2 separate regions of the Mus musculus genome follow, and region 1 is linked to region 2. Evidence: chromatin loops called from intact Hi-C (ENCODE). Cell type or tissue: heart. All regions are shown on one strand. Each heading gives the region's core, and the rest is flanking DNA. Links, peaks and the distances in the headings are about the cores only.

Evidence for each region. Hi-C counts contacts between places; a loop is a spot of excess contacts. Peaks named below come from ENCODE experiments on the same cell type or tissue, not always from the same donor. Only the 100,000 strongest peaks of a DNase experiment are listed, where the experiment ranks them.
Region 1: a loop joins it to region 2, with 5 times the contacts of the local background. A loop is called at or near these places in 1 of 42 quality-filtered maps.

What each region holds. Positions count from the first base shown.
Region 1 is chr6:72,404,569-72,410,184 of GRCm38, forward strand. No RefSeq gene overlaps it. Among named protein-coding and RNA genes, the nearest start is that of Ggcx, 6.9 kb to the right of the region's middle. In heart, for the core only: a CTCF peak has its summit at 2,735 (motif pointing right); a DNase peak (open chromatin) is centred at 2,753.
Region 2 is chr6:72,564,034-72,569,649 of GRCm38, forward strand. It overlaps Elmod3 (ELMO/CED-12 domain containing 3), which reads right to left. Exons shown (of 12, transcript NM_001253692.1): 10 at 5,228-5,304; 11 at 4,782-4,909; 12 at 1,889-2,830. The coding sequence ends at 2,628. Among named protein-coding and RNA genes, the nearest start is that of Capg, 18 kb to the left of the region's middle. In heart, for the core only: CTCF peaks have their summits at 2,214 (motif pointing left) and 3,579 (motif pointing right); DNase peaks (open chromatin) are centred at 2,258 and 3,548; H3K4me3 peaks cover 287 bases; H3K27ac peaks cover 434 bases.

The sequences.
Region 1 (5,616 bases), core at 815-4,814, 160 kb before region 2:
TGGCTATCCTGAAACTGCATAAGTAGGCCTGGCTTTCGTAGAACCTGCAACAGCCAACCCTGCCTCTATCTCGTGTGTGCAAGGATTATCATATGCAACCCATTGCCATTTTTGTTTGTTTGTTTGTTTTGGTTTTTTTTTTTTTTTATTTTTTGAGACAGGGTTTCTCTGTATAGCCCTGGCTGTCCTGGAACTCACTTTGTAGACCAGGTTGGCCTGGAACTCAGAAATCCGCCTACCTCTGCCTCCCAAGTGCTGGGATTAAAGGTGTGTGCCACCATGCCGGCTCCATTGCTGATTTTAAAAATTACTTTTTTTTTTTTGCCAGACGTCGTGGCCCATGTTTTTAATCCCAGCCCTCAGGAGACAGAGGTAGGTAGATTTTTTTTTTTTTTTTTTTTGAGCCAGGTAGGCTTCCAGTGACAGGATTGTGTTACATTTGATTGGTTGTTGGCCAACAAGTTCTTGTGGAGATCCCTAAACAACCCAGGTTGATGCTTGACCAGAGGGTCTCTCTCTGAAAATTGACAGTGAGCCCCTATTGCCGAGGACAACGTCTACACAGCTCATTGAATGTCGAGAGGTCAAGCTGGTGCAGGCATGGAGCCTTCACTCCTACATTCTAGTCACTTTAGCACAGGAAGGTCCTCTGCAGGCTACAGGAAGAGAAACCTGGACACCACCTCAGCCACAAATCCCTCCACCTTCAACCTGTCCTGCCTGCAAGATGTGCCAGGACAACCGTGGCATAGAACTTGGGGGAGAGCCTGCCAGTGTTAGGTTTAACTTGAGGCTCGTGTTAGGAAAGGGAGTCCATCCCTTACACGGTTTGGATAGCCCAGAACCTTGGGTAGGATCAAATATGACTGGCCAAAAAAGAAGATCAATGAAATGATTCCTGGTGATATTTGGCTATTCTCATAGATCAGTGCCTCGTCCAGTTGTCATCAGAGAGTTGCCTCTTACAGCAGACAGGAGCAGGTGCAGAGACCACAGCCAGACATTATGCAGAGAGAATAAACATGGCCCACGGAATCGAGTAAGAAGGGCTCACATGGGCTCAGAGTCTAAAATGGCAAGTACGGGCCTGCATGAGCCTGCACCAGGCCCTCTGCGGCATGTTATATGGTGTGGCTGTTGGCTTGGTGTTTTTATGAGACTCTCAACAGTAGGAGCAGTCTCAACTCTAACTCTCTTGCCTGCTCTTGAAACTCTTTCTTCTATCATGTTGTCTTATCCAGTGTCAATACAAGGGCTTTTGCCAGGTCTTATTGTACTTTGTTTTGTCCTGTTTGGTTATCATCTCTTGGAGGGGGAAGTGGATCTGGGTAAAGGGGAGGTTGGGGGTGGGGGGAGCTGGGAGAAGTGAAGACCATATTTTTCAATTAAAGGAAGAGAGAAAAAGACTGTGGCTATGTTTAAATAAAAATGTAACAGAACTGTATGTATAACAGCACTGAGTTTTTGTGGGAAATGTATTTTTGGAGGGCTATGGAAGAAAAATAAACCAAGTACTAGCAGAGCTCTTAGCTGATCCACTGACTTTGCTCCATTTGTGTATAATAGGTGCTAGAATAGGCAGTGTATGCAGGCTTTTTTTTTTTTTTTTTTTTTTTTTTGTCAACTTGATACCAGCTAGAGCAACTTGTCCAAGCCTGTGAGGGAATTTTTCTTGATTGATGATTGATCTGGGAGGGCCCCACTCACTGTGGGCAGTGCCACCCCGAGGCAGGTGATTCTGAGGTGTATGAGGAAACAGGATAGCAAGTCAGAAAACAGCATTCCTTCAGGGCGTGTCCTTCAGATCCTACCTTGTGTCCCCAGCCTGACTTCACTCAGTGGTGAACTGTGATGTGGAACTAGGAGATGAAATAAACCCATTCTTCTCCAAGTTGCTCTCGTTCATGGCGTCTTGTCACAGCAATAGAAACCTAACCAAGACACAACGTATTGGAAGATGTGTTACCCAATAGTATCGAGTCTCTTAGCAATTTAAATGAAAATTACCGAATATTTTGAGGCTCAATTTTGAAACACTAAACATGTTTGATTTCTAATTTCTATTCTCTGTAGAATAAAAGCAGGGTGTTCTTTTATTGATATGTATTGCACAATGCATTTTCTGTTCTCTGATATAAATTCAATACTAATTCACCAGATACATCAGCTATGAGCACAAACGTTATCCTGGAACCACAAGCCTCTAACACTAAGACTTAGAGAGGAATGGGTAGCGTTGGAGGAATTCTGCTTCCTTTGATGGACGCTGGGCATCCATCCCTTTCTACCTCAGGTTTGTTCTTCAGCTTGTCAGAGGAGTGAGGAATGCTTATCTCAAAACCAAGTTAGAGTGAAGACATCGGCCACCTAACCCATGTCCCAGTGTGTGTATGTGTGTGCACATGCATGCATGTGGGTATATGTGTGTGCACATGTATGCATGTAGGTGTATCCCGGAGGTTAATGGCTAATGTCTTTTTTTTTTTTTTTTAATTTTTGGTTTTTTGAGACAGGGTTTCTCTGTGTAGCCCTGGCTGTCCTGGAACTCACTTTGTAGACCAGGCTGGCCTCGAACTCAGAAATCCACCTGCCTCTGCCTCCCGAGTGCTAGGATTAAAGATGTGCGCTATCATCTTTGGCTATTTATTATTTTTACTTTATGTGTTTGTGTTGCCTGCATATATGTCCATGCACCAGGTGCATGCAGTGCCCCGGGAGCCCACAAGAGGGAGTCAGGATGCCTTGGAACTAGAGTTACGGATGGTTGGGAGCCACCATGTGGTTGCTCCAAACCTTGGTTTTCTGCAAGAGCAGTAAGAGCCCTTAACCACTGAGTCATCTCTCCAGTCCACCTGATCTCTTTGAGACAGGGCTGAAAATTGCTTAGCTCATTTCTGTGAGCCCAGGCTATCATCTGTCTCTCTCTACCCCTCAGGCCAAGGGTTCAAAGCTTCAGAACCAGGCCTGGTTTTTATCTGAGTGTAAGGGATCCAAGCTCAGGTGCTGTTTGCTCTGCAGATGTCTTACCTCAGACACACATATCCCATTTTTTAAAAGATTTGTCTTATTTTTCAAGGGTGTGTGTAAATATGAATTCAGGTACCTTTGGAGGCCAGAAGAGGACATTCCCTAGAGCTGTTACAGGAAATCGGGACACCCGGATCCAAATTCTGGTCTTGTATAAGAGCAGCAAGTGTTTCTGAGATCTCACTAATCATGATCATCTCGTGAGACGGCAGACGATAAGAGATGAGTGCTGCGATCTCAACGTCTCTCCAGCCACCTCTGTTGCCTTTTAGAAAATGGTGGGTGGGTTTGTTTGCTTCTGAATCTTGGGTAATTGTTCTCTGCAGTTCCTCAAAGCTCTTTTTTCCAAAGCTGGAAGAACTGAGTCTTGTGAATGAATGGGCAGAGATTAACAAAAGCAAAATTTACACAGAGGAGGTTGGATAAAACAGCCAGATAAAAGATTAAAACAGGAATGATGACTTAAAGTTCACTTCATCTGTACTACAGGTTATTCCCACCTATAATTCAGGTTATACCAACTTTAAGGTCTTACCACATGGCATGCCTCTGAGTCCACTCTTGAAATAGTCTATGTACTTAACTGTTTGCCTTACAGATCCCTGCAGTCTCTAAGGGGTCATCTGGGTTTGGATCACAAAGCAGTGAACTGGAAGATTAAAGAACTTCAGAAATGGGCTGGAGAGATGGCTCAGCGGTTAAGCACACTTGCTGCTCTTCCAGAAGCCAAGTTCAGGTGTCAGCACCACACTGGGCAGCTGATAACTGCCTGTGATCCAGCTCCACAGGATCTGTAGGCACACACACACACACACACATACACACATTTAAAAATTAGTTAAAACAGAAAACACCAACTCAACCATCTGTAACGAGATCTGACTCCCTCTTCTGGAGTGTCTGAGGACAGCTACAGTGTGCTTACATGTAATAATAAATAAATCTTTAAAAAAATAACAAAACAAAAAAAGGGGGGGGGGCTGGAGAGATGGCTCAGTGGTTAAGAGCACCGACTGCTCTTCCGAAGGTCCGAAGTTCAAATCCCAGCAACCACATGGTGGCTCACAACCATCTGTAATGAGATCTGATGCCCTCTTCTGGTGTGTCTGAAGACAGCTACAGTGTACTTAGATATAATAATAAATAAATCTTTAAAAAAAAAAAAGAATTCCTTTAAAAAAAAAAAAGAAAACACCAACTCACTGACTTTACAGTGTCGAGCCAAATGCCTCCATAACTATGATTACCCAAATGATACTTCTGTTTTTGTTTCTGTTTATTTATTTGTTTGTTTGATTGGTGACAGGATTTCCCCATGAAGCCCTGGTTATCCTGGAACTCAGGACCTTGAACTCATAGAGATCCTCCTGCCTCTGTCTCCCAAGTGCTAGGACTAAAGGTGTGTACCATCATTACCTAGCCTGATGGAGTTTTGTTATAAATGCAACTTCAGGTAATTAGAAGGGGTAGTCTATAGGGAAATGAATTATCAAAAAGAATATAACACTTTGATATGGACTATCACCATGTCCCATTAATTGTAGCTTGTCAAGAAAACAGATCAACAGGACCTGAAGGGCACCGGGCCAGAGGAGTGCTGGGCAGAAACCCCCTGCCCCAGAGCAGCTCAGGCTTCGGTTCCTCATTAATCCGTTTCAGAGGCATAGTCCGTGCTTCTCACCGGCCTTCGCCATGTCTCAGCGTGTGCTCTGGTTCCGAGGAGGCCTGACTCTTGAGGACCTAGTGGCTGGGTCAAAAATGTACTAATTTTCCACAAAAATTTGGAGTACTTGATGGATGAAACACAAGGCCTCACACATGCGAGACCAGTGAGCTACTGAGTTATGGATGTAATCTACCTAAACACAGAGCACCTTTTTAATTGTATTTGAATAAATCAACACACATTTCTATATTGTATGCTATGTAATGTTGGTTTTTGTTTTTGTTTCTTTGTTTTGTCTGGTCTTGGCCTCCACCTTCTGAGAGTAGGGATTACAGGCTTGCTTGCACCACCACAGTTAGCATTGATGTATATTTTTTTGAAATGTATTTTATATTATTTTAAAGTTATGTGTATATGCCTGTATGAGGAAATGTGCGCATGATTGCAGGTGCCTTCAGAGACCAGAGACCTGGAATCTCCCAGGAACTGGAGTTAAAGACAGTTCTGCGCCACCTAGTGGGGATCCTGGTAACTAAACTCAGTTTCTTTACAAGAGCAAGACCATACATGCATGAGTTGCTTTCTTCTCTCCATCCCTAGATACTTATTTAAAAAGATACTCTTTTTTGTTGTTGTTGTTGTTTGTTTTGTTTTGTTTTTCGAGACAGGGTTTCTCTGTATAGCCCTGGCTGTCCTGGAACTCACTTTGTAGACCAGGCTGGCCTCGAACTCAGAAATCCGCCTCCCTCTGCCTCCCAAGTGCTGGGATTAAAGGCATGCACCACCATGCCCGGCATTTAAAAAGATTCTCAATGCAAAGCTTTTCAAAACAGGGCCAGGAGAGATGCTCAGCTGCCAAAACAGCTTGCAGCTCTTTGGAAGACACAGGTCTTTTCCTAGCACACATCCCAGGGCTCACAACC
Region 2 (5,616 bases), core at 566-4,565:
GAGAGAAAGGCTGACACCCACTCAGTAATTCTGACAGTTTTAGATTTATGGAGTACTTTAAGGTCTTCCATGGATAGCTGTCCCCGCTACACCCAAGAAAAGCACACAGTTTTTCAACCACTATCAGAGGTCTCCTAACTCCACCTCAACTCTCAAGTGAATCTATTAGTAGAACTGATTCCTGGGTTATCCTGGAGCTATGTGCACCCTGATCTGGTTGAAGGGTTCCTGCTGGGGATGCTGGCCCCTTCCAGCCAGATGCTCCTAGGGTCCACCTGGCTTGGGCCCTGATATGCTGGGATCCTGTTCTTTCAGCCTTGCAGGCTCTAGCAAGGGACGGATGGTAGGGAAGGAAGCACCAAACTGACACGGGACTGAGTTGCCTTCCTGGCCTCTCTGCTGGCCTGTGAACATGGGGGCTGGAGGAAGTGGCGTGGTAATAAAGCATAATTGAGACCCTGTAGATAGGACGGAAGGCCAACTGCAGGGCATGTCACAAGCACCCTGGGAGGCCTGCTTGTCTCTGGACCAGATTTGGAGTGGCCAGAGACAGGCAGAGATGGACACAGGCCTCTAGAGCTTCATTTAAGGGAAGATGGGAGGAGCACAGGGGGCTCCAGGCTCTGGGGTGGTCAGGTGTGTGTGTGTGTGTGAGTGTGTGTGTGTGTCTGGGGTGGTCAGGTGTGTGTGTGTGTGTGTGTGTGTGTGTGTGTGTCTGGGGTGGTCAGGTGTGTGTGTGTGTCTGGGGTGGTCAGGTGTGTGTGTGTGTCTGGGGTGGTCAGGTGTATGTGTGTGTGTGTCTGGGGTGGTCAGGGGTGTGTGTGTGTGTGTGTGTGTGTGTGTGTGTCTGGGGTGGTCAGGTGTGTGTGTCTGTCTGGGGTGGTAGGTGTGTGTCTGTCTGGGGTGGTCAGGTGTGTGTGTCTGTCTGGGGTGGTCAGGTGTGTGTGTGTCTGGGGTGGTCAGGTGTGTGTGTGTGTGTGTGTCTGGGGTGGTCAGGTGTGTGTGTGTGTCTGGGGTGGTCAGGTGTGTGTGTGTGTGTGTGTGTGTGTGTGAGAGAGAGAGGCTGGGGTGGTCAGGTGTGTGTGTGAGAGAGGCTGGGGTGGTCAGGTGTGTGTGTGTGTGTCTGGGGTGGTCAGGTGTGTGTGTGTGTCTGGGGTGGTCAGGTGTGTGTGTGTGTCTGGGGTGGTCAGGTGTGTGTGTGTGTGTGTGTGTGTGTGTGTGTGTGTGAGAGGCTGGGGTGGTCAGGTGTGTGTGTGAGAGAGGCTGGGGTGGTCAGGTGTGTGTGTGTGTGTGTGAGAGAGGCTGGGGTGGTCAGGTGTGTGTGTGTGTGTGTGTGTGTGTGTGTGTGTGTCTGGGGTGAGGGAGCAACAGCCAGGCCCAGGCCCAGGCCCAGAGGCAAAAGCAGGAGACCCCTGGGGTGGACACCACACCAGTCAGCCTTAACAAGAGCACCGTGCTTATTGGCCAGAGCTTGCAAGAAATCTCCAGGCCGGGGTGTGCAAGATGGCTGAACAGGTAAGGAGCCCACCACGGAAGCCTGATGACCTGGCTTTGAATTCCTAGAACTTAAAGGTGTTAGGAGTGAAGCAACTTCACGAAGCTGGCCTTTGACCTCCTCATGCTTGCTTTATCATGCGTGTGCCCCACACCCCGTGTCATACACACAACCAATAATGATACAGAAAAAGACATCTTTGTGCCTGCAGGTGCAGCTGGGGAGCTCAGGTGGTGTGTAGCCACGGAGTAGTTAAAAGACTCCAATCTGGGGTCTGCAACCCCACTGAACCCTAGGCACTTGGATCTGCCTGTCTCAGTCCGGTGTTCAGACAGCAGGGGGTTGGGGGTGGGGGACAGGCCAGCCCTGAAAGAACTTCATCTTGGAAGAAAATACCAGAGATTACAACAATTCCTTTATTCTAAAACTGCTGGTGGGTGAGTTTCCTTTGCCTCTCAGCCAGGGTAGATAGGTAGTGGTCTCCATAGGCGCTCCAGCCTGTGGGCGTTGGGGGTGGGACGCTCAATGACTAGTCTAGCCAGCCGAGTACCCATTTCTAGATTACAAACAATGGTGGGCAAAGGAGAGGGAGGGGAAAGAGGAGAAGGGTAGGGTGGAAACAAGTGTCTTGAAAAATCGGTGGCTGGAGGAAGAGAGGACCTGCCTATCAGTCACTTTTTCTGTGTTGTGCTGCCCCCTGATGGCTGAAGATATTGCTGTCTCTGTCCTTCCAATTCCAACCACAGACACTGGGGACAGCTGTTGGGAGTCAGAATCTTGGCTGTTGCTTCCAGGGTCTCTGCCTCTAGGTGCAGACGTGTAGGCAATTCTGATAGGGCTGTCTGGCCCTGTGCTCTGTTCAGTTCCACTGAGATATCAGGAGTCCAACCCTGTGAAGTGGAGTCCAGCTGGGAAGGACAGAAGACTCCGTGCTTGGAGGACGGCATGGGGGGGTAATTCTAGCTGCCTGAATGTGCTCTGCTGATGTAGAAATGTGGGCGTGGGTGTCACTACACACACCCGGGAGCCTCCTAGTCTCATCTGCAGGGGCACGAAGGGCTTTGGCCCAGACATGATTCTTTAGTTCAGAGAGCCCCAGCGACCCAGCCTGTCCTGGTCTCTCCGTGGTGGGTCAGATCAACCCTGCACTCTCGAATGAGTGAGACTGCAGGTCACACACGCCTGTGAAAGTGAGATCCCTGGAGTGAGGTCCCTGTGATCCAGGGCGCTTGTGTGCCTCCAACAAGGAGGTCTGTCCCTTTGACACCTGGGCGAGGTAGTCATCCAGGGTCTTGAGCAGTCGTTTTGGGCTCTTCTTGGCCAACGCTTCCAAGTCTGGAACAGAGGAGAGCAGGGAATGAAGGCTTAAGGGTCTTGGGGTGGCACTCAAATCCAGAAGCAAGTGCAATGGCTGTGTGGACCTCTCCAAACCCTGCCCTTGTTTGTGTTTTGAGACAGGGTTTCTCTGTGTTTCCCAGACCACACAGGAACTCACTCTGTAGACCAGGCTGGCCTCGAACTCACAGAGATCTGCCTGCCTCTGTCTTCTGAGTGCTGGGATCAAAGGCCTGCGCCACCACATCCTGCTGCTACCCCTGTCCTTTAAAGATAGAACAGTCATCAAAGATGGCCAAATGGCAAAACCAGAGAGCGCCCAGGGGCCACTTCCTTGCTGTGACACAGAATTCAACTCTGCAGAATCAGTCCAACCACCAGGCCTTGGCTTCCACAGCCTTCAGTGTTTAAGGTTTTTATTTTTTATTTTTATTTTTTATTTATTTATTTTATTTTAAATTTATTTTATATGTATTACTTTTATTTATTTTATATGTACTATTTGTTTGTTTGTTTGTTTTTTGAGACAGAGTTTCTCTGTGTAGCCCTGGCTGTCCCGGAACTCACTCTGTAGACCAGGCTGGCCTCGAACTCAGAAATCCGCCTGCCTCTGCCTCCCGAGTGCTGGGATTAAAGGCGTGCACCACCACGCCCGGCTTATATGTACTATTTTTATTTATTTTTATATGTATGAGGTTTTGCTTGAGTGTATGGCTGTGTACCACAGGTGTGCCTGATGCCCGAGGAGGTCAGAAGAGGGCACCAGATCTCCTGGAACTGGAGCTATACAGATGGCTGTGAGCTTCTGTGTTAGAAGCCAGTCCTCTGGAAGAGCAGCCAGTGCTCTTAACTGCTGAGCCATCTCCCCAGCGCTGGCTTCCTTGGCTCTGATTTTGTTTTGAGACACTTTTCCTGTAGACCTTTAACCTTTTACCTTTGGGTCTGCGGCTAATGATTGCTGAGATTACAAGCTTGGGCTACCACACATAGTTTATGTATCTCTGGGGTTGAGCCAGGGGCTCCTGAATGCCAGGCAGGTGCCCTCACAATGGAGCCATAGCCCCGTCCTGAGCTTTTTATTGATGGTATATTTTCAAGGTTTATTTTTATTATTTCTTAAAGTCTGTAAATGAGTCTGGTTGTGGGTGTGTGGGTGTGAGTGTGGATGCCTGCAGAGGCCGGAGATGTAGCAGTCTCCCTGGAGCTAGAGTTTCAGGCAGAGGTGAGCTGCTGGCCATGGGTGCTGTGAACCTAACCGGGTCCTCTGCGAGAGCAGCGGGCTGTCTTAACCACTGAGCCGCCTTTCAGTTCTGTTCTGTTGTTGTTTTATGAGACAGAGTTTCTCTACGTAGCCCTGGCTTGTCTGAAACTCACGTAGACCAGGCTGGCCTTGAACTCACAGAGCTCTGCCTGCACTCTGCCGAGCAAGCTACATTTTTGGTTCAGAAGATGAGAGGTTTTTGTTGTTGTGTGATGTGATCATCAAGAGCCATGCATGATGGCTCAGACTGTAATCCCAACACAAGGAAGGTGGATGCAGGACTGTCACCTGGTTACAGTGACAGACTCCATCTCAGAAACCTAAACAAAAGTAACTGTGATAAAAAGCAATCATCAGACGCATACGGCCACCAGGCATAGCCGCAGCCTGGCACGGTGGTGCATGTCTGTAATCTTTGTATTCGGGAAGCAGAGGGAGAGGGACTGTCATAAGTTCGAGGCCAATATGGTCTACACAGCAAGTTCCAGGCCAGCCAAGATCTCATAGATTGATCCTGCTTCAACACACAATCAACAAACAAGCAAGTGAGGAAACAAAAGAGTGTGGTGGACAGGGAGGCAGGAGGGGTCGCAGAGAATGGAGAAGGCCCCATGGTGTTCTGAGGGAGTCGGGGAGGACAGTAGTTCTACCCTGGGATCCTTGGCCCTGGACACAGGAGGAAGTGCCAACCTTTGAGGACAAAGCCTGAGTCTAAAATAGTCTTCTGCTGGGTCCTCCACACGCGAGCCAGATGAAGGAAAGTAGCCGCGTAGAAGCTGTTCACCACCGGGATGACCTTCTGCCGCCGATTACACTCCCTACAGGACAGAGGAGGTGACTTGCTTAGCCACACATGAACCCGACACACCAGTGCCCTCCTCCCTGGCCTACCTGGTCACCTCAGGAAGCCTCCAAGCCACCACCCCTCCCCGCCCCACCCCTCTCCACCCCACCCCTTTCCAGTCCACCCCAGCAGCATTTGGCAACCTGGCACTTGGGTAGGTGGTGAGGGGAGGGGGCTGGCGTATGGAGATGTTGCCCAGCTCTGAGAACCAGCAGGTACCAGAGCTGTGGAGAAGGCATGGGCAGGACTGGACCAGGTTCTGCTGGGTCACGCTGATCCACTAGGGACTCACCTGGAGAGACACTCCTCTCTCAAGGCCTGGATGGCAATGCGGGTGATGTTCACAGACATCAAACAGAAGGGGAATTGCTGGAATGGAGGATCGTAAGTCAGTGGCCGGCCAGCTCTGACCATATACATGTCCTACTCCTCGTGTGACTGGCAGAAACTAAGCCCACAGAGGTGGCAGCTGCTGTTATCGTCTCCGAGTCCCACCTTACATAAGGCCTGGAATCTAGGAGCCCACAGGAGGTTGCTCCAAGCCAGTCCTGCATGCAACTCCCTCTTTTTTCCACTTCTTTTTTAAAAAGACAGGGTTTCAAGCCAGGCATGGTGGCGCACGCCTTTAATCCCAGCACTTGGGAGGCAGAGGCAGGTGGATTTCTGAGTTTGAGGCCAGCC